2 separate regions of the Mus musculus genome follow, and region 1 is linked to region 2. Evidence: chromatin loops called from intact Hi-C (ENCODE). Cell type or tissue: heart. All regions are shown on one strand. Links, peaks and the distances in the headings refer to the core of each region. The heading gives the core; the rest is flanking DNA. Region 1 holds the start of Dimt1 (DIM1 dimethyladenosine transferase 1-like (S. cerevisiae)). Region 2 holds the start of Kif2a (kinesin family member 2A).

Evidence for each region. A loop is a pair of places that touch in the nucleus more often than their neighbours do. Peaks named below come from ENCODE experiments on the same cell type or tissue, not always from the same donor. Only the 100,000 strongest peaks of a DNase experiment are listed, where the experiment ranks them.
Region 1: it touches region 2 in a loop (5-fold over the local background); 9 of 42 quality-filtered maps call a loop at or near these places.

The regions. Positions count from the first base shown.
Region 1 is chr13:106,941,350-106,953,368 of GRCm38, forward strand. Dimt1 (DIM1 dimethyladenosine transferase 1-like (S. cerevisiae)) reads left to right here and starts at 5,780. Exons shown (of 12, transcript NM_025447.4): 1 at 5,780-5,934; 2 at 6,237-6,310; 3 at 7,352-7,438; 4 at 8,206-8,267; 5 at 8,343-8,436; 6 at 8,520-8,569; 7 at 10,469-10,592; 8 at 10,967-11,059. The coding sequence starts at 5,856. In heart, for the core only: no CTCF peak of the experiment used is centred there; a DNase peak (open chromatin) is centred at 5,722; H3K4me3 peaks cover 2,306 bases; H3K27ac peaks cover 1,515 bases.
Region 2 is chr13:107,016,362-107,028,380 of GRCm38, forward strand. It overlaps Kif2a (kinesin family member 2A), which reads right to left and starts at 5,994. Exons shown (of 21, transcript NM_001374727.1): 1 at 5,651-5,994. The coding sequence starts at 5,714. 3830408C21Rik (RIKEN cDNA 3830408C21 gene) reads left to right here and starts at 6,209. Exons shown (of 4, transcript NR_015471.1): 1 at 6,209-7,621; 2 at 10,038-10,094. In heart, for the core only: a CTCF peak has its summit at 5,491; DNase peaks (open chromatin) are centred at 5,340, 5,430 and 6,020; H3K4me3 peaks cover 2,933 bases; H3K27ac peaks cover 2,338 bases.

The sequences.
Region 1 (12,019 bases), core at 2,099-10,098, 74 kb before region 2:
ACAGCATTCTGCCTGCACGTATGCTTATAGGCCAGAAGAGGGCACCAGATATCATTATAAGATGGTTATGAGCCACCATGTAGTTGCTGGGAATTGAACTCAGGACCTCTAAAAGAACAGCCAGTGCTCTTAACCTCTGAGCCATCTCTCCAGCCCAGCACTATACTTTTAAGGCTCCAAGCCTACAAAAACCAGTCCTCATTTCAAGCAACAGTTGTCATTTATTGCACTATCACAAGTAAGATACAATATATTTTTGCCCTTGACCTTTCTCACCTATACAACAGACACATGTCTGTGGTTCTGATGCCTTGATCGGAATTTACATGTGAACATTAAAAGGACCTGCTCTACAATTGGCTCCTGATCAATCAATAAAGATATTAGTAGCCAATGAGCTGGGTGGAATAGGCGGGACTTCCGGTCCCGCCCCTGTCCAGAAAAAGATTTACCGTCTTTTACCAGAGGGGAAAAAAAGCCATCAGCCTTGTGAGATCTAGACTATTTGCCGCTTCTCTGACTGGGCCTAGGGTAGAAGACAAGATGAGAGGTTAGAAACATAACTAAGATGAGGGCAAATTTGGGGTGCTGAGCTGGGACTAAAGGTGACTGAGCAGCTAAAATTAAAGACAGATTTAGTGTGCTGACCTGGGAGTGAAAAGAAGGGTGCAATAGCCAGGGAAGGCTTAGAGGAGCCTGGCCATTGGAAACAAAAAACAAAAAACAAACAAACAAAAAAAAAAAAACCCAACAATAACAATAATTGGCCTCTGTGTGTGTGTGTGTGTGTGTGTGTGTGTGTGTGTGTGTGTGATCTGTGGATCCGAGGGAACCTGGGCGGAGCTGGTAGCTCAGTCCACCTGCAGCTTAAAGCAGTGTAGCAAAAACTGCACACTATAGCATCTAATTTGGAGCGAGAATCCACTATTAATTGAAAAACTCTTGGATGGATTACACATACACAATAATATAGTGTAATAGGGGGGAGAACTGGTTTCTCAGCTGAGCAGAGCCATGTCGTGGCTCCAGAGTGCAAAACTAGAACAAATGAACACAGCCACCAGCCAAGGATTTACCCAGAGCCCTTTTAAAAGGATCCTAGCAGCCTCAGAGAGCCTTAGCTGAGACGCTGAGAGCCCCTGTTGTACAAAGAGACAAGATGACTGCCCTGAGACAACGAATCAGCCTACTTCCTACAAGCAAATAATCTAAAAAATAGAGATACATAAAGTTTAATTGAATTGTTTTTAAGGATAAAAGGAAATAAAATGATAATTGTCTAAATGTTCTCAAGTATACAGAGATATTAAACTCCACAAAAGGGAGAAGTTAGAGATTAGATGAAAAAAAAAATCCTTTAGAGAAGATTGAAAATGGTCTTGCCAAGGGATATACTCAAAAATCTCTGAACATGGTCTATTGGTGGGATATCTTTGCCTGGTATTACTAGAGCCTAGAAATAGGCTTATACAATAAGTAGACATAGATAATAAAGAGTTGAGGCTTTCGACTTTTTAAAATTAGGTTGAGGGCTGGAGAGATGGCTCAGCAGTTAAGAACACTGAGTGCTCTTCCAAAGGTCATAAGTTCAAATCTCAGCAACCACATCATGATTCACAACCATCTGTCATGAGATCTGATGCCCTCTTCTGGAGTGTCTGAAGACAGCTACAGTGTACTTATATATAATAAATAAATAAATCTAAAAAAAAAATAAGTTAAAAAAATAGGTTGAAAATCAGAGGAAAGGGAGCCTACCCTACCTCACACAATAGAAATCCAGGCCTTGATCTCATGAAGGTCAAGATAAGAGACAAGAGAAACACCCTCTCGTCCGTTATTGTTTATTTAGATTGCTTTAATTGCTTTAAATTGTTTTATCAAAATGAGCCGAGGAGACCTGGGGGGGGGGGGCGGGGTGCTGGTGGCATGGTCCTCCTGGAGCTTAAAGTGGAGCTGCTAAAACTACATGCTTTATATATCTGTCTCACAAAATTGTTCAGAGGAGTTAATAAGGGTAATGATGTACTTAAATGCTACCTGGACTGCAAATGGGTTGTTAGTGTGCTTGTCACTCCCAACCTTCCCACTCCTCAAAAGCAAATGTGTGTGTGTGTGTGTGTGTGTGTGTGTGTGTTGGCCAGGGCCAGGGATGTGAGGTAAGTGCCTTTGTGTGTGTGTGTGTGTGTGTGTAAATGAGAGGAGGAGTTTCAAAACTAGGTTCCAGCTAGTGTTTTGACCTGCTAAACCATCCCTTGAATACTTTTTTTCTTCTTTCATAATTTTAAGTGAAGCAGTGTTAATTAATTTTTTTAACTATCTTTTTTTTTCCATTTTTTATTAGGTATTTAGCTCATTTACATTTCCAATGCTATACCAAAAGTCCCCCATACCCACCCACCCCCACTCCCTAATTTTTTTTTTAATTTTAGCTTTCTTATAACCTCTACATTTAAACATTTAAGTCAATATTGGGAGGGAAAAGGGATAACATTTTCAAAAATCTCTTTTCAGAATGAATAGTTTATTATTCCAAACATCCAAATTAAATGTCTCCTGAAACCAAAGCTAACTCTCTCCAAAGATCCCACCGAGATAAAAAGCATTTTAAAAAAAAAAAAATCATGTTCTATTTGGGCAGTGCATTTCACCGTTTCCTCTGCTTCCAGCTGACTTTCAGAAACAACACCATAGTAGCTCATAAAAATATACAGATCTCATTGGCTTTTTAAACATTAAAACATTGTTGGGATAATCCTTTGGTTCACAGTTGAAAGGCTGTCTTTGCATTATTCAAGTGTTGGTTTCCATACCAGCAGAGAGTTTAGTACTGTCTGACTTTGGTAGTGTTACTTTTAGGGATCATCAGCTGTCTCTGTAAGCTCTTGTCCATCACTTCTGATCCGTTTAATAAAGAGCTGACTGCCAGTAGCTGAGGAGAACAGGAATGTTGGGCAGAGATAGGAACTGTGGGAAGAATCGAGAGGCAGCAATTCTCCATCAACACATGGAGGAGGTCGTACATACCAGGACTGCGTAATGGGTAAAGGGAGAGTCATGTAGCAAATGTAGACTTGAATCACTGGGTTAATTAAGTTAGAAGAGCTAGCTGCAAGGTGGCCAACTAAGGCCTAAGCTATAGCAAATAATGCTTCGAGTGCAGATTTTAATGTTTTGATATACCAAATCTTCATTGTACACCACTTCAAAACCTGTCTAGGGCTCACCTTGAACTATGGGTTGTATAGGCTTCACCTGCCAAGTACTGTCCTGTCGTGTGTAGCTTTTGCTACCCTGCCTAAGCTCTGGAACTGGCTGCGATACCAGCCCCCACCCAGCTTCCCTTGAATCTACAAATTTAAACACACACACACACACACACACACACACACACACACGTGCTGGGCGGTGGTGGTGCACGCCTTTGATCCCAGCACTCAGGAGGCAGAGCAGGCAGATTTGTGAGTTCAAGGCCAGCCTGGTCTACAAAGTGAGTTCCAGGACAGCCAGGACTATACGGAGAAACCCTGTCTCGAAAAACCAAAACCAAAACAAACAAACAAACAACCCCACCCCCACACGCACCAGTTAACCTTAAAACGCCTTTGCTAACTCAATGACTGAGCACTGCTAAACCTCTTCTGCCACTCCAGGTATAATCGGACAGAGTGTCCATTAGCCACTCAAAAAGGAAAACTCACATGGCTGGTTGGCATTATCTCCTACAGCTCCTCCTTCTTCTTCCCCAGCTCTCTCCATTCTGCCTTCGTCCTCCCACTCAACTCTAAGTGTCCCTCCCCATTCTCAGTCATCGGGCGCTGGTATCTTTATTGATGGATCAAGAGCCAGTTGGAGAACCTGAGCATTAGAACTAACCCCTACACTGTCCTGATTCATTTCTTTTAGTTTTTTCTTCTGTTTTGTTCAAAAAGTAGTCAGATTCTTGTTTGTCCTGTTCATCACTGTCGTAATGCTGACAGTCCAGGAATGTCCATGCAGAAAAATTCTCAAATTACCAAAGCTGCCATTTTCGTGTACCTAGCCTAGGTTGTAATTGTTGTGGTCCTGATAGGTGTGCAGTGACCTTGCATCTGAAAAATGAACTGAAGGCCTTTCAGCATGGTCTCAACATCAGCTTTGGGGCCGAGTGTGAAGTCTAGCATGCGCAGTGCTGCTGCCATAGGGAAGAGAAGGCTGGCGCCATGTCCCTGGGAGGTAGACCAGGAGTCTGGGGTATTGCTAGGTGTGTGAGACTGCACACCTCCCCCTTTTAAAAATAAGCTATTTGTAAAAGCAGTGGTGATGTCATGTTCAGATTCCACGAAGGAACTTTGAATTGCTGAGTGCCAGTAACTGCGAGGGGAAGCTTAAGTTCCAGAAAGAAAAACAACGCCATAATTTTTTTTTTTTTTTTTTTTTTTTTTTTTTTTTTTGCTAATCGCGTATTTTGGCTTTTGTAACTGTAGTTAGCTTGCAACTGCGGGATGGGAACCTTGAGGGCTTTCCAGGCTCAGAGATGAATGAACTTGGGTCCGGAATACCCAGCTGTAGTCACCTGCGGCTGGAAGAAAGGCTTTCCATTGGCTCATAGGCAGTGTTCAAGTGCTCCTTGGTGGGAACCCCATAATAGTCGACTATAAATAAAAGATTATATTAGGATATTTTAGAACTTTCCCTGTGCTCGAATTACAGCAAAGAAAGGAAGGACTAAAACCTAGGCTACGAGAAAAAAAAAAAAAAAAAAAAAAGCCGGGCGGTGGTGGCGCACGCCTTTAATCCCAGCACTTGGGAGGCAGAGGCAGGCAGATTTCTGAGTTCGAGGCCAGCCTGGTCTACAAAGTGAGTTCCAAGGACAGCCAGGGCTATACAGAGAAACCCGGTCTTGAAAAACAAAACAAACCAAAAACCAAAACAAACAAACAAAAACCTAGGCTACGGAACAGGTTCTTAGCAGTAGCCTTTGGTGGTTGATTGCAAAGACTTTCTTCAGCGCACAAACAGAAAAATTAAAACCGAAACATTACACTGGCAAGAAAAACAGCCATGAATCTTTTATTCTGTATGTTACAGCCCGGCGTATAATCCCATTACAATATCCAACACATACCTGTAATCAATCCCATTTACAGGGTTTTGAAATTGTTATAGCCTTTATCTTTCAATAAATAAACATTGAGAGCAGCATATTTTAACTATGACATTCCAGTGCTGGAACTCAGCAAAACGACGAGAAAATGAACAAAAAGCATAGAGAAGTAACCAGTAAGTGCCGTGTTGGAACGAGAGCTAATTCTAATCTAACTGCTTTCCACAACGGAGAGACATGTTACCCTAAACCACCAAGCTCCGTGTCCATCGAGCCTAGGCTTCTCAGCCCACAACCTGCAGGGAAACAGGAGAGACACGAGAGATCTTTCCGCAGATATCAGAATGTCCCAGGGCAGTGCCAAATGAAGCACCCAATTTGCCGAGACCCAACCAATCCTAACTGCCTGCCTGAGCGGCGCGGTTTCCTCTGGGAAATCGGGCTCTTGGGGAAGTTGTTGCTCCAGCTAAAACTCTAAAATCCGGTGGCTAACCCGCTGGAGCCAGCCTTGCCTCCGGAGGAGCTCACCAGACAGAAACTACAATCTCAGCAGCCACTGGGCTCGAGTCCGCCTTGCCGCGGGAGGAGCCCATAAGAGACTACAATTCCCAGCAGCCACTGGGCTCCGGCCTGCCGCTGACTGGGTGGGTCGGTGATCGCAGTGGGCGGGGAAGTGGGCCTCTCGGGCGCCTAGTCGTGACGGCGACTGAGGGCGACTTCCACGCGGTTCCCGGCTGCTTTCGCTTGGCACAGGGACTCCTCCGAGAAGATGCCGAAGGCCAAGTCCGCAGCGAGTAGCCGCCGGCGGGATCGTCAGGAGCAGCGCCGGGAGCTGAAGCGAGCTGGAGGTGCGGTGTGGAGGATGCTTGGGACTGACCCGCGGCGGGGGAGCCCTACGGTGGCCTGCGCCTCTAGCCGCCCCGAGGAGGGTGGGCGCTCAGCGCTGACCCTTCCCCGCGCGCGCCTGGTCTTCCTTGCCAGCAGGAGGGATGGATGGACTCAAAGATACATCCCAACCCCGGCCGGGAGCGCGGCGCTTGTGGATGCATTGGAGCAGAAACCGTCCCGGGTCCATCCTGCTTCTCTGGGACGGCCTGAGATCGGTTCTTGAAAAGTTGGGAAATTAAGGCTGCTTCGTGTTTTATTTCAGGACTCATGTTCAACACAGGGATCGGACAACACATTTTGAAAAATCCTCTAATTGTTAACAGCATCATCGATAAGGTGGGTGTTAACGATGAAAGGCAGAGCGTTTGTGGATTGTATTTTTCTGACTACTTAATGCCTGTATGCCTAAGTTGCATGCCCATAATTATCCCAGCATTTGGGGAAGCTGAGGCAGGGTGATATGCTCGACCGCAGCCTACATACTAAGAAAATATAAACCAAGATAGGGTGCCTGACAGAATAGTTGCTCTGTATGTATATGTTGGATGGGTTGAGAATTGCCCAGTGATTTCCAGATTATTTCCACTTTTTGGAGGCTCCATCTTGTTTTTGGAACTGGGTCTCATGTAATTCAGGGTGGCCTCAAACATGGTGTGTGTCAAAGCCAGCCTTGAACTCCACTTTGCAAGCGTGTATCATTTTGATCACTTTCTAAGTACATCATCGTTACTCTTTTTATTCCAGACCGTAAATTTACGTCCAAATCACACTGAGTTTGTTCCTCAGGAAAAGATATGGTACTGCATATGAACTGTTTGGAGGATTCCTTCTGTATGGGTTACTGTGCTGTGCTTATGGAGGATTGAGGGCCTGGAGGTAAAATACAGACGGTACAGGGAGCATCCTGGAGCCATAGAGTATAGTTCTCCAGTCTCACCGAATATTCTACTCATAAGCATATGCACACTGGTAACGTTTTGTATGGTTACTATATTCTTAAAACTGTACAGTGGTTAAGAATTGAGAAATCTTTTCCATTTGAATGCACTCTTTCCCATTTGAACTCTTTGGAAGTTACAATTAGTTACAGTTTGCTGGAATTATTGCCAATGTAGAAAGCAGGAACCCACCAGTAGAACCGATTGCTCTTGCTTTTGTTCTGGCTCCAGAAGCTGAGTATATCCCCTAAGTTAGGAAATACAGGTTTTCACTTATACCTAATGCCTTTGAGGTACTACTGCTGTTAACCACATAAACCCTGAAAAAAATGAAGCCAGAGTAAAATGTCTTTAACTGTACATTGATAAACAGAAACAGTCACTTACAGACTTTGTGTTCAAGTGGGCCAGAGCATAAAGGAGTTGTGTTTATTTATAGGCTGCTTTAAGACCTACCGATGTGGTGCTGGAAGTTGGGCCTGGGACTGGCAATATGACTGTCAAGCTGTTAGAAAAGGCCAAAAAGGTAAAAGTGGGGTTTCGTGTGTTACTCTCAAATTAGCTCAGCTGGTTTACAAATGTGAATGTTTTAATAAATTGGCATTGTTCCAATAGTAGTTAGTGGGCCCTTAGAAATTTTATCTCTAAAAATGAGATCTTTCTATCAAAGAAAACAAAATCTACACTTGATGTATTGGTGGGTGATCTAATATAGGAATGGGCCATGTGTTTAAAGGAGTAATAATAAAATAGAAAGTCTGAGATAACCCACAGGGCAGCAGCTAACCATTATGAAGCCTGGAAGAACAGAGCCGTGAAGTTAAAGTCATTAGGACCAAGTTCAGCAGGAGACTCAGAGGGTAGGATGATGATGAAGAATGGGTCAGGGAGTCAACCAGAATCAGAAACTCAAATGGCTACGATGTAGAAGTGGTCACGACACTTGGTGAAGCCCCTGTGGATGTGGCAGGAAAATAGTTCAGCTTTATCCACTTCCATTCACCTGGAGTGCTATGGTTTCTACTCTGGATGTCAGTTGATGAGAGTACTTGTAGGTCCCTTCTATGCTGTCTAAAAACCACTAACTACATAAAGTGTTGTCATCATCTGTTCAGTAACACAGCATGGAGACAGATCAGACAGGATGTTGTTTTAAGTGTAGAAAAGAGTAGAGCTGGTGTTTGTGTTAAGACTGAAAAAAGCTTAAGTCATTGTAGCTCCTATGAGTTATTACTGGGAGGGTAAAAAACATTTATACTCCACAATCAAGCTTTTTTGTTATTGTTAATCTAGGTAGTTGCCTGTGAACTTGATCCAAGGCTAGTAGCTGAACTTCACAAAAGAGTTCAGGGCACGTGAGTATATGTAATAACTAAAGGGCATTTCAGTCTTCTCAAACAAGCTCTTACAATTTCTCTCCTTGTTTTCAGGCCTCTGGCCAGCAAACTCCAGGTCCTGGTGGGAGATGTACTGAAATCAGATTTGCCATTCTTTGATGCTTGTGTGGCAAACTTGCCTTATCAGGTATTTCTCAAGCTGTCAGAAGCGTCACACTGAGCATTTCTCTGGTGTGTCCTTCCTCAGAGCTAACTGTAATTCTCTTTCAGATCTCCTCTCCCTTTGTCTTCAAGTTGCTGCTCCACCGGCCATTTTTCAGGTTTGTGCAAAACAGTCCCTGTTAAGCTTTAGACAATTCTGGCAAGAAACACAGGGGGGAAAAAAAACCACAACAAGAAACTGCTGGAGAACTTTGTAGAAAGTAACAGTTTCTGGGACAGGAGTGTGGTAGCTCAGTTGTTGAAGTGGCGTGCTTATTAGTATCCAGAAAGCCCCTAGGTCAGTCTCCAGCAGCACAGAAAACTCAGCATGGTGGTGAGCACTTGTACCCCAGCACTTGTGAACGAGAAGCAGGGGATCACGTCATACTCGTCTCTGGTCACACAGCTAGTCCAGGGCCAGCCTAAGTTACCTAGTAGCCTGCTCAGAGATAGAACACACATGAGTGCACACACATGTGAAAATACTGATTTCCAGGGAGGTCCTTTAGGTGATAAATTCTTAGGGCTGATAAATGTGTGTGCATGCCATCCCTTCTACATTTTAAATTCTAATCCTCTTCAATAGATATTAAAATTTTTTCTTATGTGTAGATACTTGGAGTAACTTCTTAACTGGTTATTAAAACAGTATGTTTTATACCAGTACTTTAAAGCTAAGACTACTTACTGTTTATAAAATAAGTTCATAAATTGTGGGGGCCATAACCATCTTTTTTAAAAAGTTGTGTGTTTGTGTGGAGTGTTTCTCCATACTTACAGAGGTCAGAGGACAACTTGAAGGCTGTCAGGGATCAAACTCAGGATTGGAAGCATGTCTTTACCCCTCCTCCCATTTCCCTTTTAAATGGTATAGAACAGATCGTATTAGAAGATGAGTGCATGTCGGTTTTATGAAAGTTTTGTTCGGGATATGTAAACATTTACAGAAAATTCTGAAGGCTGAGCTAGGACGATTGTGAATTTAAGACCCACTTGGGCAACTTTGTGAGACCTGATCTCAAAATCAAAAGCAGAAGGGCTGGAGAGAAAGCTCAGTGGTAGAGCATTTACCTGCAGGGTGAGGCCTTTGCTTCAGTTCCCAGGATACCACACACAAAAAGTCAAATAGAGTTTTGAAAATGCTCTTTTCTTCACTAACATTTAAAACTGTTACCAGGGCTGGTGAGATGGCTCAGTGGGTAAGAGCACCCGACTGCTCTTCCGAAGGTCCAGAGTTCAAATCCCAGCAACCACATGGTGGCTTACAACCATCCTTAATGAGATCTGACTCCCTCTTCTGGAGTGGCTGAAGACAGCTACAATGTACTTACATATAATAAATAAATAAATCTTTAAAAGAAAAAAAAAACTGTTACCATTGCTTGCAGAAGAAAAAGTCTACACACTTTAAATTGTTAAACCAAGGGAACCCTGGACATTGTAACCTACCAGGCCATACCTCAGATGTAATTCCAACTACAGCGCAAACATAGTTCTTCTGTGAAGTCAAATTTACTGTTTATTTGGGGGGTGGGGGGGTGGGGAGGAGGTCCCAGAAGGCATCTAGATTATTAAGTACATAATAAGATCTAAATACTACATAGTTGTTTATCTAAGCCCCAAGGGAACGTCATCTTCATTGAGGCTAGGAGTACAACCATCTGTTTGTGTTCTACCTTCTGATCATATTGTCAATAACCATACATCCTCCCAGGACAATGAACTAGTTACAATTACAACTAAGGACTTTGCAGATTGCTCAGTGGTTAAGAGCATATGTTACTTTTGCAGAGGACCGGGGTTCTACTCCGAGGACCCACATGGCAGCTAACAACTGGCTTTAATTCCTTATTCTAAGGATCCACATCTGACCTCCATGGGCACCAAATTCGCACACAGTGCAAATACAAGTAGGCAAAACACTCAGACACACAAAACAAAAATCAACAAAAGTTTTTAACTGAAACTATGCCAGTAATTGAAAATGAACGATTCTTGTTCCTCTGCTTCCTTTTCAGATGTGCTATACTTATGTTTCAGAGAGAGTTTGCTCTTCGATTGGTTGCCAAGCCTGGAGATAAATTATACTGTAGACTCTCCATCAACACACAGCTTTTAGCACGCGTGGACCATCTAATGAAGGTATGAGGTTTATTTTAATTCATCTTGGAACACTTTGCCTTGCTTCTGAAACCCCACCTTCCACCAACCCTCTTTTTGAGACGGGGGTCTTGTTCTTTAACTCAGGCTAGCCTAGAATTATCAACTTCTCAAATGCTGGAGTTACAGGCCTAAGCCACACTATATCTGGCCAACAGAACATCTTTGATTAACAACTTAAGGTTACCCTCGCCAGTTATGGTAGCATACACCTTCAATCCCAGCAACCAGGAGGCAGTGGGATGAAAATCTCTGTGAGTTCCATGCCAGTCAAGACCTACAAGGTCAGCCCTTGTGCCAAAACAAGAAGGAAATAAAGTTGCCTCAGAGAGGACTAAACATGTTCTGATTAACAGGTGGGGAAGAATAACTTCAGACCGCCCCCCAAGGTGGAGTCCAGCGTGGTCAGGATAGAACCTAAGAATCCGCCACCACCAATCAATTTTCAGGTGAGGCCAAAATACCTAGGTTGTAAAATGTCATTCCAAAGCAACAAAACAATACTCAGTCGACCTAAATATCCAAATCGAAGAAGGTAGGAATGGGGACTAACTTGATGTTGAATAGTTCTGAGTACACACAGTGTGTGTAAAAGGCAGAATGACTAGAATATAGGTGCATTTCAAAACTTGAGATTATAGTTGCAAAAAACCACTGTAAAGTTAAAATAATTGTGTTTGAATAGTATCATGATAACACTGTTTGGTTATCATGATAACCCAAAGCAAGTGTGCCCCAGTTGGACTGCATCCTCAGCCTTTGGGGCAAACGTGTTTGAATTAGAATACTACTGCTTTAGGGGGAAAAAAGCTAGCCCATTTGATATAAAATTTAACTAATTACATAAGAGAAAAACTTGTTGGACGAGTGACATCCTAAATCATGTTGGTGTTTTAAACTTGATGTTTTGTTTCAGGTTTCAGTTCGTTTTGTTTTTGTCTTTTGGTTTTGTTTTTTGTTTTTTTAAGATAGGGTCTCGAGTGGCTCCAATTCTCTATGCACGGGATGACCTTAGTTAGACTCCTGATTGTTAAGTGCTGGGATCATAGGCATGTGCCACTGTATTTGGAAAGTGATCCTAATGCCATATTATGAATGGCAATTATGAAGCCGGGCGTGGTGGCGCTCGCCTTTAATCCCAGCACTCGGGAGGCAGAGGCAGTTTCTGAGTTCCAGGCCAGCCTGGTCTACAGAGTGAGTTCCAGGACAGCTAAGACAACACAGAGAAACCCTGTCTCGAAAAACCAAAAAAAAAAAAAGAATAGCAATTATGAATGGAATTTCCCCACTCAACTAAAAAATGATAATATATTTAGAGATACACACAAGTGCAGAGATGTGTATTGTTTTGCATATCTGCTAGTTAGATCAAAACGTATGACATTGTCATTCCCCTGGCTTTGTGTGTT
Region 2 (12,019 bases), core at 1,326-9,325:
CACAAGTTGACCAGTGGAGTAAAACTTGGTTTTTATCCAGAGTTTAAATGTCTATCCTTTAAGGAAAGAATTTGCTTTGACCTCAAAACAAGCAAACAACTAGAGCAGGCACTTTAGGTTACAGAGCAGAGTATGTGAAATCAAAAAGTGGCAGAGTTCAATTGCAGAGCTTGGCCAAAGATTACCGTAATTTTGTTGCTGTTTTGTGTTTTGATAGGGCTTCACCTTGCAGCCAAGACTGGCCTCAAACGTGCAGAGATCTTCCTGCCTCAGCTTCCCTCTGGAGTGCTGCATTCTAGAGATTATAAACTACCACAACCAGCTGGTCAATTTTGTATTAAAGGCAAGTATACCTGTGACTACAAAGAATGCATCCTGAGTGCCTCATCTATTCTGGGTTTCCACACTAGTTTGCTTTTCTGTGTTCCAGCAAGGACAGTTTAACTGGCTCCTTCCTGTTTCCTCCAAAATTAAAAAATACATGCACTTGACAATGAAAGTTAATATACAAACTTCCCCCCAATCTGTCACAGAATGGAGTGGCTAGACAATCAATCAATTAATCTATCAATCGATAGATACATACTTTTTATGATACTGGTGGGAGCAAAGGTGACTTTTAAAAACCTTCCATAGCTGACAGGAGCTGATATAGCTGTCTCCTGAGAGGCTCTGCCAGAGCCTTACAAACATAGAGGCAGATGTTCCCTTATTGGACTGAGCATGGAGTCCCCAATGGAGGAGTTGAGAAAGGACTGAAGGAGCTGAAGGGGTTTGCAGCCCCACAGGAAGAACAACAATCTCAACCAACCAGACCTCACAGAGCTCCCAGGGACTAAACCACCAACCAAAGAATACACATGGAGGGACCCATGGCTCCAGCTGCAGTGTAGCAGAGGATGTCCTTGTCAGGCATCAATGGCTGGAGAGACCCTGGGTCCTGTGAAGGCTCGATGCTCCAGTGTAGGGGAATGCCAGGGCAGGGAGGCAGGACTGGGCGAGTGGAGGAGCACCCTCACAGAAGCAGGGGGAAGGGAGATAGGATGGGGGGTTCCAGAGGGGAAACCAGAAAAGGGGATAATATTTGAAATGTAAATAAATAAAATGTCCAATTAAAAATAAGTATTTTTCTAAATACCAACTGAAGATATTCATAATTTGCTACACTTAGTAAAGACAAGTTAGCCTCTGACCAGGCTAGGTCCTCTTTGAACCATGTGACCTTGGCAAACCCTGATTCTACACCCATGAAATGTTGCATCCCTGGTCTTCCCTCCCTGCTCTTCACTTCCTATGCCGTGTGAGAACCCGATTACATGTTTAGAAGCACACGGACAACTATGCCTAATAAAAACACCACCAAAGCATTACTGCCTTAGTCACCTGCAAGAGGAAATGACCATCTACAAAACCACCCATTCTGTCCTATTGCCACAAGTCACATAATTATGACTGTATACTTATATTGTCCACTTTTATCATTTGAAGTGTGACTGTTCATTAGAAGCCCATTAAATGGTATGTAAGGATGAACCAGAATAAATGGCAAAGCATGTAAAGAATTGGGTCATTTAAAATCTTGGTAAGACTATCTGCCCCAAGCTCCACATTCCTAATTGCCCTTTAAACCCCCCACCTCAGGGCCTGGAGAGATGTCTCAGCAGTTAAAATCCCCATCTCCTCTGCTTCTCAGATGCTTTAATGAAGACACTGTTTTCTCAGCGTTTATTTAAGAAACAGGAATATTTTTCTCCCACAGTTTTAAGTCTTGTGACACTCTAGTAACTATTATTTATCACACAATGTGGCTCTAGACAATGCTCTGTGGTACTTTTTCCATGAGCAAGACACAATCTTCTACATACTGACCAGGCTGCAGGAAGCTGTATAAATCTAAAGAACAGAGAATTCCTTTTTCAATGTGATTCTGGGCAGTCAGGTTTCTGTTAGCAAAACAGGTTAACTTCCCCCAGACAAGATACACAATCTAGACAGTTTACCCATGCTGACCTATGACTCAGTTTCCATTTATACAAAATGAGAATTAAATAATCTTCCAAGACTTTCTTAGCTGAAAAATGTAAAATTCCCATTGGATAACACATCAACTAAGAGACCTCCATTGACCACCACCACCTCAGCTGCGCTTTTCAGGTATTCAGCTCTGCCCAGCCCCCTTTAGGGAAATCAGTCACTGATATGACAACTTTTACTTTAATAGTGCAGCTTTAAAACGTATTTTTCCCAATGAAGACTATCTAGCTATGCAGCTATATAACTGAAAGTTTTAGTCAATGAACTCCAAATAGACTGGAATCAAGTAATAGTAAGACAAAGGCAAGAAAATGGAGGTCTCTAATTTAAGAAACCTTCCAATTTCATACCAGTTTGCCTGCGACTGACAGCAATCTCTAGACTCAGAGCCAAATTTCTGCCATATCTGACTTCAGAATACTGAGGGGGAAAGGCATTATGAAACAAAACAAAACCCAAACAACTGATAAACCAACCTGGCCTTAGATCCCTCAATTTTACTCATTTCTGAGGATCCTGACCTGAGAGGCCATGAGGAAGGAGATTCCCCAGGTGAAGGTGAAAGTACAAAATGAGCAGAGATAGACGGGGTTCCACTTCCTGATAAATTCCAGATGATTGGCTAAAAGTCTTTAAATTTTGTTAAGTTACATTTATGCACACACACAAACTCACCCCACCCCTGCCCTCTGTGAGTGTGTGTGTGCATGTGTACATCCACATGCCATGGGCACATGTGGAGATCAAAGAACAATTGGAAGGGGTTGGGTTGCTCCTCTGTTGCCACCATCAATGTCCTGGAGACTGAACTCAGATCATCAGGCTGAGTCTTTTCACCAGCCCTAAACAAAGTTTGAAAACAAAACATCCAATAATGAGCAATGAACTCACCTGTCACCCACATGTGTGTGGGGGGTTATGCAGATGTATTGAAGCAATTCCTAACGCCATTAAGCATCGTAATCCTGTAACATCCTGGCTGTGGTTGGAGTGAGAGTGGATATCTTCACATGCCTCCACTGCCCTCTCTATCCCAGTGGTTCTCAACCTTCCTAAGGCTGCAACCCTTTAGTATATGTCTTCATGGTGTGGTGCCCCCCCCAACCATAAAATTACTTCATTGCTCCTTCGTAACTGTAATCTTGCTACTGTTATGAGTCACAATGTAAATATCTGATCTGTAACCCCCACAGGCTGAGGACCACTGCTCTCCAGTGAATGTCTACTTTAGTCATATCGTTTGAAAACATAAAGCAGTCCAGTTCTGAGTATCAATGCTTAAGGAAATATGCTGTCTCATGGATGAGACAGCAGGACTTAGGAATGCAGAAACCCACTGGTAAGCTGCTTTTAATCATCAGTGAGGACTTACTGGGGTTAGAATTTTTTGAAGATCCTCAAAGATACAAATAGGCCCATTTTGGTTCATGATTTGGCCTTTGGAATCTCTTAATATATGGCTGTCACTGATAGAGAAATCAGGGACAAAGATCATACATGCAGCGCAGTATCTATTACCTGGTTAGCAGCAGGCTGAAGTGGCCCTTCTTTATTTACTCCTATGATCTGAGTTTTCAGGATATCAGTGTTTATTCAACAACTAGGTTTATTTATTTAATTTTACTTTTTACAATAACCACTAGTATTTTCTCTATCACAGATCTGTTATAGAAGGAAGGAAAACAAAAGCAGCCTCTTGAAAGTGAAAAGAAGGAGCACGTGGAAGAGTCTCATGGAGACGGAACTGAACACTTTTAATCCCAGTGATTTCCTTTGAAAGTCACCCGATTTTCAGGGCTGAGGATGTAGTTCAATCAGTGAATGCTTGATCCTGGAAACCTCACAAATTGGCAGGAAGCAGGAGCTGTTCAGGGTCCTCAGCTATAAAGCAAGTTCAAGGCCAGCCCGAGATCATAAGGTCTCCCAAACTAAGAAATTCTAAATGTTGTTTTTACAAAGTTACCTACTTTGGCTCCCTGGCATTATGTAAGTATTTACATGATGTATAAGCATTTACACTATCAGTTAGGACAATACACAATGTACACACTTACTTCCTGAGGAAAATACTTTTGAAAATACAAAGCTTTTGTGTATCACAATTTCTGCTATAGGCTGAAATTAAAGACTGAAAGAATATTATAAACCTATATCCTAGAATCACCAAAGAACCAAAATTACTTCAATGCATAATTAAAAAAATGGCATCTCAGATAAAATCACTTGACTATAGAGCTATTTTGTAATGATTTTAGTTAAGATCTTTAAGACTGTAAAGAATATACAGTTTATTATACTTCAAGTTTTGAATTAACATGTAAGTCCTATATTTGTTAACATACTGCCAACCTACATTCACCAAAAAATAAAATGGCATTAGACAGCATAATGATTGCAAGAAAGTCATCTTCAGAGAATTGATAAAGCAAACTCCAATCCAAGTAAAGAAAGTATCCCTTTTCCGTTTGGTAACTTCTAAAGCTCTACAAGTTATAATGTATTTTCTCAAAAATATATAATACACAAAATAATCCTTCCAGTTACCAAATTACTTCAGCTGCAAAGAGGGAGAGAAAAAAAAAATCACTAACCACTTCCAACACATCATAAATAACAGGAAAACCAATCTACTCATGTATACTGATGTGACTTGATCAAATTTGGTAGAAACCAAGAAATGGGTGTTTTGGCCATGCCCTTATTAATTGCGGTAAAGGATGGTGAATAGGCCACAATTAAGTAAAAGGAATTGGGTACAAGTGAGATGCAGTCAAGAATCAATTCCTAACACTAGCATTTCATTCATCCCCTTCTACTCAGTTATTTCATTTACAATATGGATGATTTTCACTTTACACTTAGAAGTGATAAAAATATTTCCCCCCTACGAGGAACCTACAGCAACATCCATAAGCAGCCTATGGGTCTTTTTTTTTAAATGAATTAAACATGTCTCTTCCCCTCGCCTTACACTTCTCTCAGTTACCTCCCCAGGGTGTGAAAATATCAACATCCGGTCGCCCACCCTCTCAGGAGTGTCTCCCGTGGACTGCGTCCATCCTCTCTCCATCCTCTCCTTCCCTTTCAGTAGCATCACCTTGGTGAAGCGTACCGAGTATTTCTTTCCCGTTACTCCCCCACCCCTTTTCATGGCCGAGTGCAGCCTTCTCTGCACTTGGATCAGCAGAAGAAAGCAGCATGCTTGGGGGAGAACAGGCAAAGAGGCCTGACAACCGGATAGCACTTAACAACAACCGGATGGCTCCCCAATGGCCTCTGGCTGCCAGTCGGGTCTCTCGGTGCCGACATCCCCGATCTTCACGCTACCACCCTTTCCACGCCACCGAGGCAGAGACCGGTAAAAGGCAGAGTAGAGGCAGCGCGAGGCACGGGCAACCCTAACGGAGTCCCCTGGGGGGAGAGGACCGCGAACCCGGGAGCGGCTCCCGCCCTGCGGCCGGGGCCCCGCACTGCAGCGGCGCCCGGGCGGACCCCACGCCCGCCTCACCCGCACAACGCCGCACACAAAAGCGCCGGGCCGCCGCCTTCCCGCCCCCACAACCCGTAGAGCAATCAAAGGGGCAGCCGGCCCGACGCGGCCAGAGGCGCGGCTCACCATCGCTGCGCTTGATCTCCACGTAAATCCCGATCTGGATCTTGCCGAAGTTGGCCGTTGCCATCACCTCATCCGGAGCGGCGGCAGGCGGGCGAAACAGGCGGGGAGGGGGCGGGGTGGCGGCGGGAGGGGCAGCGGTGGCCCGCGTCCGCGCCGGTCCGGGAGGCAGCGTGGACGCGAGCGGGGCCGCGGCGAGAGCGGCGGCGGACGAGCGGGCTGAAGCCCCGGGCCTGCGGGCGGACGGGCGGACGGGCGGGCGGACGGGCGGGCGGGCGGGCGGGCGCGCACGCCGGGCGTCCGGGTGAAGCGAGGGCCGCAGCCGTGAGGCGGCGCGGGGGAAGAGTGGGAGGGCTCGCGCCGCCCGCCCCTACGGACGCTGGAGAGGCGGGGCGCCGCGCGCCTGCGCACACCCGGCGGCCCGCGGCTTCCTGCCGTGCGCCCGCGCGCTCGGGCTGCAGGCGGCCCCGCCCAGCTCGGCTGCGGCCTGGCGGCGGGCGGGGCTGAGCCGTCCGCGGGAACGGGAACGGGAACGGGAGCGCGCGCGGCCCGGCCGGGTACGAACCCGCGCCGGGTTTGATTCCGCACGCGGCGGCCTACGAGGCGCGGGAAACGACTCGCGACGTCCTTCCAGAGCTCCCGCTCCGCGTGCACGCTGCCGCAGGAACGGGTTGAGGGCCGAGTGGGATCGAGGCTTTCGGGGCGCGGGACTGAGGGGCACTGACCGATTAAAGAACTGGCTCAGTGCATTTCTGTGGCTGTCAGATCGCATGCCACTCCGGGGCAGCCGGTCCTTGAGGAACCTTATTAAGGCCGGGGCATGCCTGGTTCAGGCTTCCCATCAATTATGGAGGGTCGAAAGGGTGTCGTCCACCCTGAGTAGGAACGAAGACCTCCCCTTGCCCTTTACTTCCCAGCTCATTGCAATTCAAAGCGAAGCCCTCCTGGGCTACCAGCGGGCCTGTCCTGCTATCCTATTGCTTCAGTAGAGCTCAAGGCTTACTTGCCCTAGTCTCTAACTCCAGCAGCTATGACTCAAAATCAGAGCAGAGACTTGAAGAACGTTGAATAATGAGCCTCTTCTGCAGTCATGTGGCTGAGCTGACTACAGCAACATGGAGAGTGCCAAGCAGAGGGGGCCAGGTAGACAAGCGTGTAAACTGAAGTGTAACCTCCACCAGCTTTGTCGTAAATTCTTTGTAGAATGACTTACTACTCTCCTCAGTTACTCCCTGCCTGCCCATTCCTGCATCTTGGTTTCTTCATCTTCCCCCATGATCTAGGATAATATGATCTCTTCTCCTTCCCCCTGATTATTTAAATCTTCCTCTCACCTCCCTACATTTTTCACTTGTTATTTACTTTTTTTTTTTTTTTTTTTTAGATAGGGTGTCATTTGACCTAAGCTGGCCTTAACCATGCTATGTAGTGAGGATAATCTTGAATGCCTTACTGGTGTGAGCCATCACTTCTAGTTTATGTGGTACTGGGGATAGAATCCAGGACTTTGTACGTGATGAGAGCATTGTGGATGAGAATGGTTCATGTGCTTGAATACTTTGTCCCCATTGTTGGAACTGTTTGGGAAGGATTAGGAAATGTGCCCTTATTAGAGAAAGGGTTTCACTAGGATCAGGCGCTGAGGTTTCAAAAGACACCATTTAGAGTTAGCTTTCTAGACCTCTTACTTGTGCATCAAGAGGTGAGCGCTCAGGTGTTGAGGCCAGCATGCCTTTGTTCCACCATCATGGACTTCAAACCTAGGAAACCATAAGCACAGTGAAACACTTTTGTTTTGTCGGTTGTCTTGGTCATGGTGCTTTATCCCAGAAAGAGAGGCAACTACAACACCAACAAGCAAGTGTTCTACCAAGTGAGCTAAACTGCTAGCCCTGAAAGCCTACTGTCTTTGTAAAACCTGCTCCACCCACTCCAGCCTAGATGACTCTTCTGCCTAGGGATTCTTGCAAAGTGGTAAGTATCACTTTGTAAATAGACATGTTTGATCTATAACTATGTATACATAGGAACTTTTCTTTTTTTTCAAAGATTTATTTGTTAATATTTATATGAGTACACTGTAGCTGTCTTCAGACACACTAGAAGAGGATAGTAGATCCCATTATAGGAGATTGTGAGTCACCACATGGTTGCTGGAATTGAACTCAGGACCTCTAGAAGAGCAGCCAGTGATTAATGCTCTTAATCGCTGGGTCTTGCGCGCGCTCGACTGGCCAGGAAGAACGACGCTGCAACAGGATCCTTCTGCACAAGTTTATTGGGAGAGCTTGATTGTAGAGGCGAAGAGACCCCGAGCCCAGAACTGGTGCTGCTTTTATAGGCCTAGGAGAGGCGTGTCTCACACCCGGATTGGTTATGCACTACGCCTCATTTGCATGTTCCTTATCTGATTGGCTACTCTCTCTCTCTGTACCTCACAGAGCCTCATTATCATACCTCATTTGCATGTCTCACATCTGATTGGTTACTCTCTCAGTACCTTACAGAACCTCATTATCATACCTCATTTGCATGTCTCACATCTGATTGGTTATACTCTCAGTACCTTACAGAACCTCATTATCATGCCCGGGCCAGGCAGTGTCTTTGCAAAAAACTTTACTGCATATGTACACATTGGTTGTTTGTCCAAACTTATGCGTGGTGGCCAGCAGTAGTCAGTGCCACTCTGCAACGGCACATGTGGCTTCCCACAACTGGGCCTCTCTCCAACCCTTCCTCATCACCTCCTCCTCTCTCTGTCTCTGTCTCTGTCTCTGTCTCTTTCTCTGTCTGTCTGTCTGTCTCTCTCTCTCTTTCTCTCTCTCTCTCTCTCACACACACACACACACACACAAATTCTTATTGCATGGAATAATCCTGGACAGAACCAACTTAAGGGGAGAGAAGTTTAGTTTTGCCCAGAATTCAAAGGATACAGTCCATTGTGGTGCGGAAGACATGTCAGTGGGAGTGTGTGACAGAGGTACCTCACCTGTTGGAAGATCAGGGAGCAGAGAATGGGACTGGTCCCTGGGCTGAGATATAGCCTCAAGTTTTGTCCATTGGTCAATATCTACCAGCTAAGCCCCATGTTCCAAAGGTTTCCATAGTCTACCGAAACAGTACCATCCAGCTGGATGAAGACCGTGTGTGCCAAAGCCCCATGGGGCCTGTGTCATATTCAAACCATAGCATTATGGTCATTTGTCCTCCATGTTTAAAGTTCTGAAATGCCAATGGAACATAGGTCGCATAAAGTAATATAAAAGTAACTTTTACTCTCTTGTAATAATTGTCATCTCGGAGGCTTACTGCTTCCGACTGCTAACCTGTGCCTTGTCCCAGGAGCTTCTAGCCTCCTTACAATCTAATCTAGACCTAGCGTGTTTTCAGCCCCTGAGACTTTGTGCCGACTAAGCGACTAAGCTCACCCTTCCTTTTTCTTTCTGATCTCTGGCCGGCTGTTTTGTCTCAAACTCCTCTCAAGCTCACTGATTCAATCTGGCTTCTCTGCATGTCTGGCTTTTTGCTCTGCTTGGTCTTGAACTATCTTTGGCAATCTTCTGGCTCCTTCTCATTCTCTGGCTCATTCTATCTTCACCTGTGTCTAGCTTGTTCTCTCTTCAACCTGTCTCTGTAAAACTGTCCTAGGAAAACTGCCCTCTTCTTTCCAATTCTCTTTTTGTGCTGCTCTGTTCTCCCTCTCAATTCTGTCTTGTTCTCCACAAACTACTGTGTTCCTGTACCACACTCCCCTCCTCCTGTGCTCTCGGTCTCTCCCTCAAGTGGCTTCCTTTTCCTCTCTCTTCTCATGAGAGTTGGGCAGATCTTATTGTGTCAGATCTTTCTCTGACTCATCATTTTTCTGTCCTCTCAATGAGACATCACTTACAAACTCGGATGCTTCCTTCTCCCAACGAACTTTCCCTTCATTGTCTGAGATTAAAGGTGAATACTAAGGGCATGTCTGTATTCCAGCCAGAGGGATTAAAAATGTGTGCAAAGGGCTGAGCCACACCCTAACTAGAAACAGTTTCAAATATCCTTTCACAAAGTAACATGCTGTTAACATTAAGTAGTATAAATGTACTTAAAGCATTTCGGATTCAGTTTTCTGTTAGAATTCTGAGGTTTTTTGCTTGACTTCATTTGTGTTAGTTTCTAGTAAATAAGGAAGTAAACTTGCTTGGGTGTTTTGTATGATACTCATCATATTTATCTAATATCATTAAAAATAGTTTATTATAAAACAAAGTGGAAATGTATCAACATTGGGCTTTTATCCAACAACCCCACCACCACCACCACCATAAAGAAATTGATACATTTTTGTTTTTCCGTTTTCACTCTTTGGTTTTGTATTGTTTACATTTTGTTCATCCCCTAGATTTGCCGGCTTTTTGAGATGAGATCTTCGGTAGCCCAAACTATCCTCACTATGGAGGTAAGGACAACTTGGAATTCCTAATTCCTGTCTCATTTTCCTACCTGCTCTTGTTGCATCTATGTGCCACTGTGGTTGACTTATTTTGATGTCCCCCACCAAATCTTTCATATGGTATTTGAACTAAGCCGAGTTAACAATCTTTTTGTCCTGTATTGGTTTTTAGTTTGGGGTTTTGTTGTTTGTTTGTTTGTTTGTTTTAGTGGGGTTTAGTGTTTGGTTTCATTTTGGTTTCCATCTATCATACCTTCTGTATCTTTGCTATGGTTTGAATGTGGGATTTTTTGTGTTGTTTTGTTTTGTTTTGTTTTCCCACTACAAAGATTCTTGTGATTGGTGGTTGGTCCCCAAACTAAAGTCATTGTGGTGGTTGGAATTCTGAGCTGGGACCTGGTAGGAGATGACTGGATCATGAGAATACCACCTTCCAAAAGATTAACAACTGTCTCCAGAGAATGGGTTGGGTCTTAGGTGACTGAATTAGTTCTTTTAAGAGCAGATGGTTGGGGCTGGTGATAGGAACGCCTACTGCTCCTCCAAAGGTCCCGAGTTCAAATCCCAGCAACCACATGGTGGCTCACAACCATCGGTAATGAAATCTGATGTCCTCTTCTGGAGTATCTGAGGACAGCTACAGTGTACTTACATATAATAAATAAATAAATCTTTTTTTTTAAAGCAGACCGTTATAAAGCAAAGCCACCCTATATAAATAGCTCTTTCTACATGTGTTTCCTTTTCCCCTTGCTATGGTGCATCAGAGAATTCCACACCAAATGCCCGAACCATGCTCTTTGGACTTTCTACGCCAGTATTACATGCCAAGTATATCAGTTCCTTTTCTTCCTGCTGTCACAAGATAGCTATAAAGAAGCAGACTGAAGGAGGAAGAGTTTCCCCTGTTTCACAGTTTGAGGCAATGCAAGCCACCATGATGGAGAACTCATGACAGCAGAAATGTATAGCTGCTGGTCACATTTCATCTTCAGTCAGGAAGTAGGGACAGAACAGGAAGTGGTGCCAGGGTATAAAGTCTTAAGACATGGGGCTGGAGAGATGGCTCAGCGGTTAAGAGCACTGACTGCTCTTCTGAAGGTCCTGAGTTCAAATTCCAGCAATCACATGGTGGCTCACAACCATCCATAATTAGATCTGACGTCCTCTTCTGGGATGTCTGAAGACAGCTACAGTGTACTTACATATAATAAATAAATAAATCTTAAAAAAAAAAAAAAACCTTAAGACATGCCTCACTAATCCACTCCTTCCAGCTAGATTCTGTCTCCTAAAGGGTCTACAATCTTCCCAAACAAATGCTTAAACACAGGCACAATGGAAGAGGTTCCACATCCAAACCACACTACTTTTTTTTTTTAATGAAGCACACAGCCTCAGCCATTTTCTTATAGCCATTGACAATAGACTAAGACAATTTTTTATGCAAATTCTTGGTCTTCACCTACAGCTTTGCTTTGACTTCAAGCTCATGTATAAATTCTGTCTCAAGATTTCTACTCAGATCTATGGTCTAAGTTCCCAGTACCATTTTCTGTACTCTCTCAGAGTTAGCTGTTTCCCTTCCTGTCCCTCTGTGCTCATCAACTCAGTAAGTCCATACTCTGTCCCAGAGCCCCATAATCCAATTCCACCCACATCCTTGTCACCTACTCTCACACTGGGAACGAACAATGCAAACACTGTAATTAAATGCTGATTGTGTGATTCCGCCTTTAAGTATATGCTAGAAGGCAGCCAATGAGAACTAGAACAGTCAGGCAAGAGTTCTTGGTGCTAAAGCCTTAAAATGCATTTTATGTTTGTTTGTTTGTTTGTTTGTTTGTTTGTTTATGAGTAATGAAGAAGACCAATTTTTAAAAAAGGAGCCAGTGCTCCTGTGGCTTCTGCCAGCCTTCCATGGATGACTG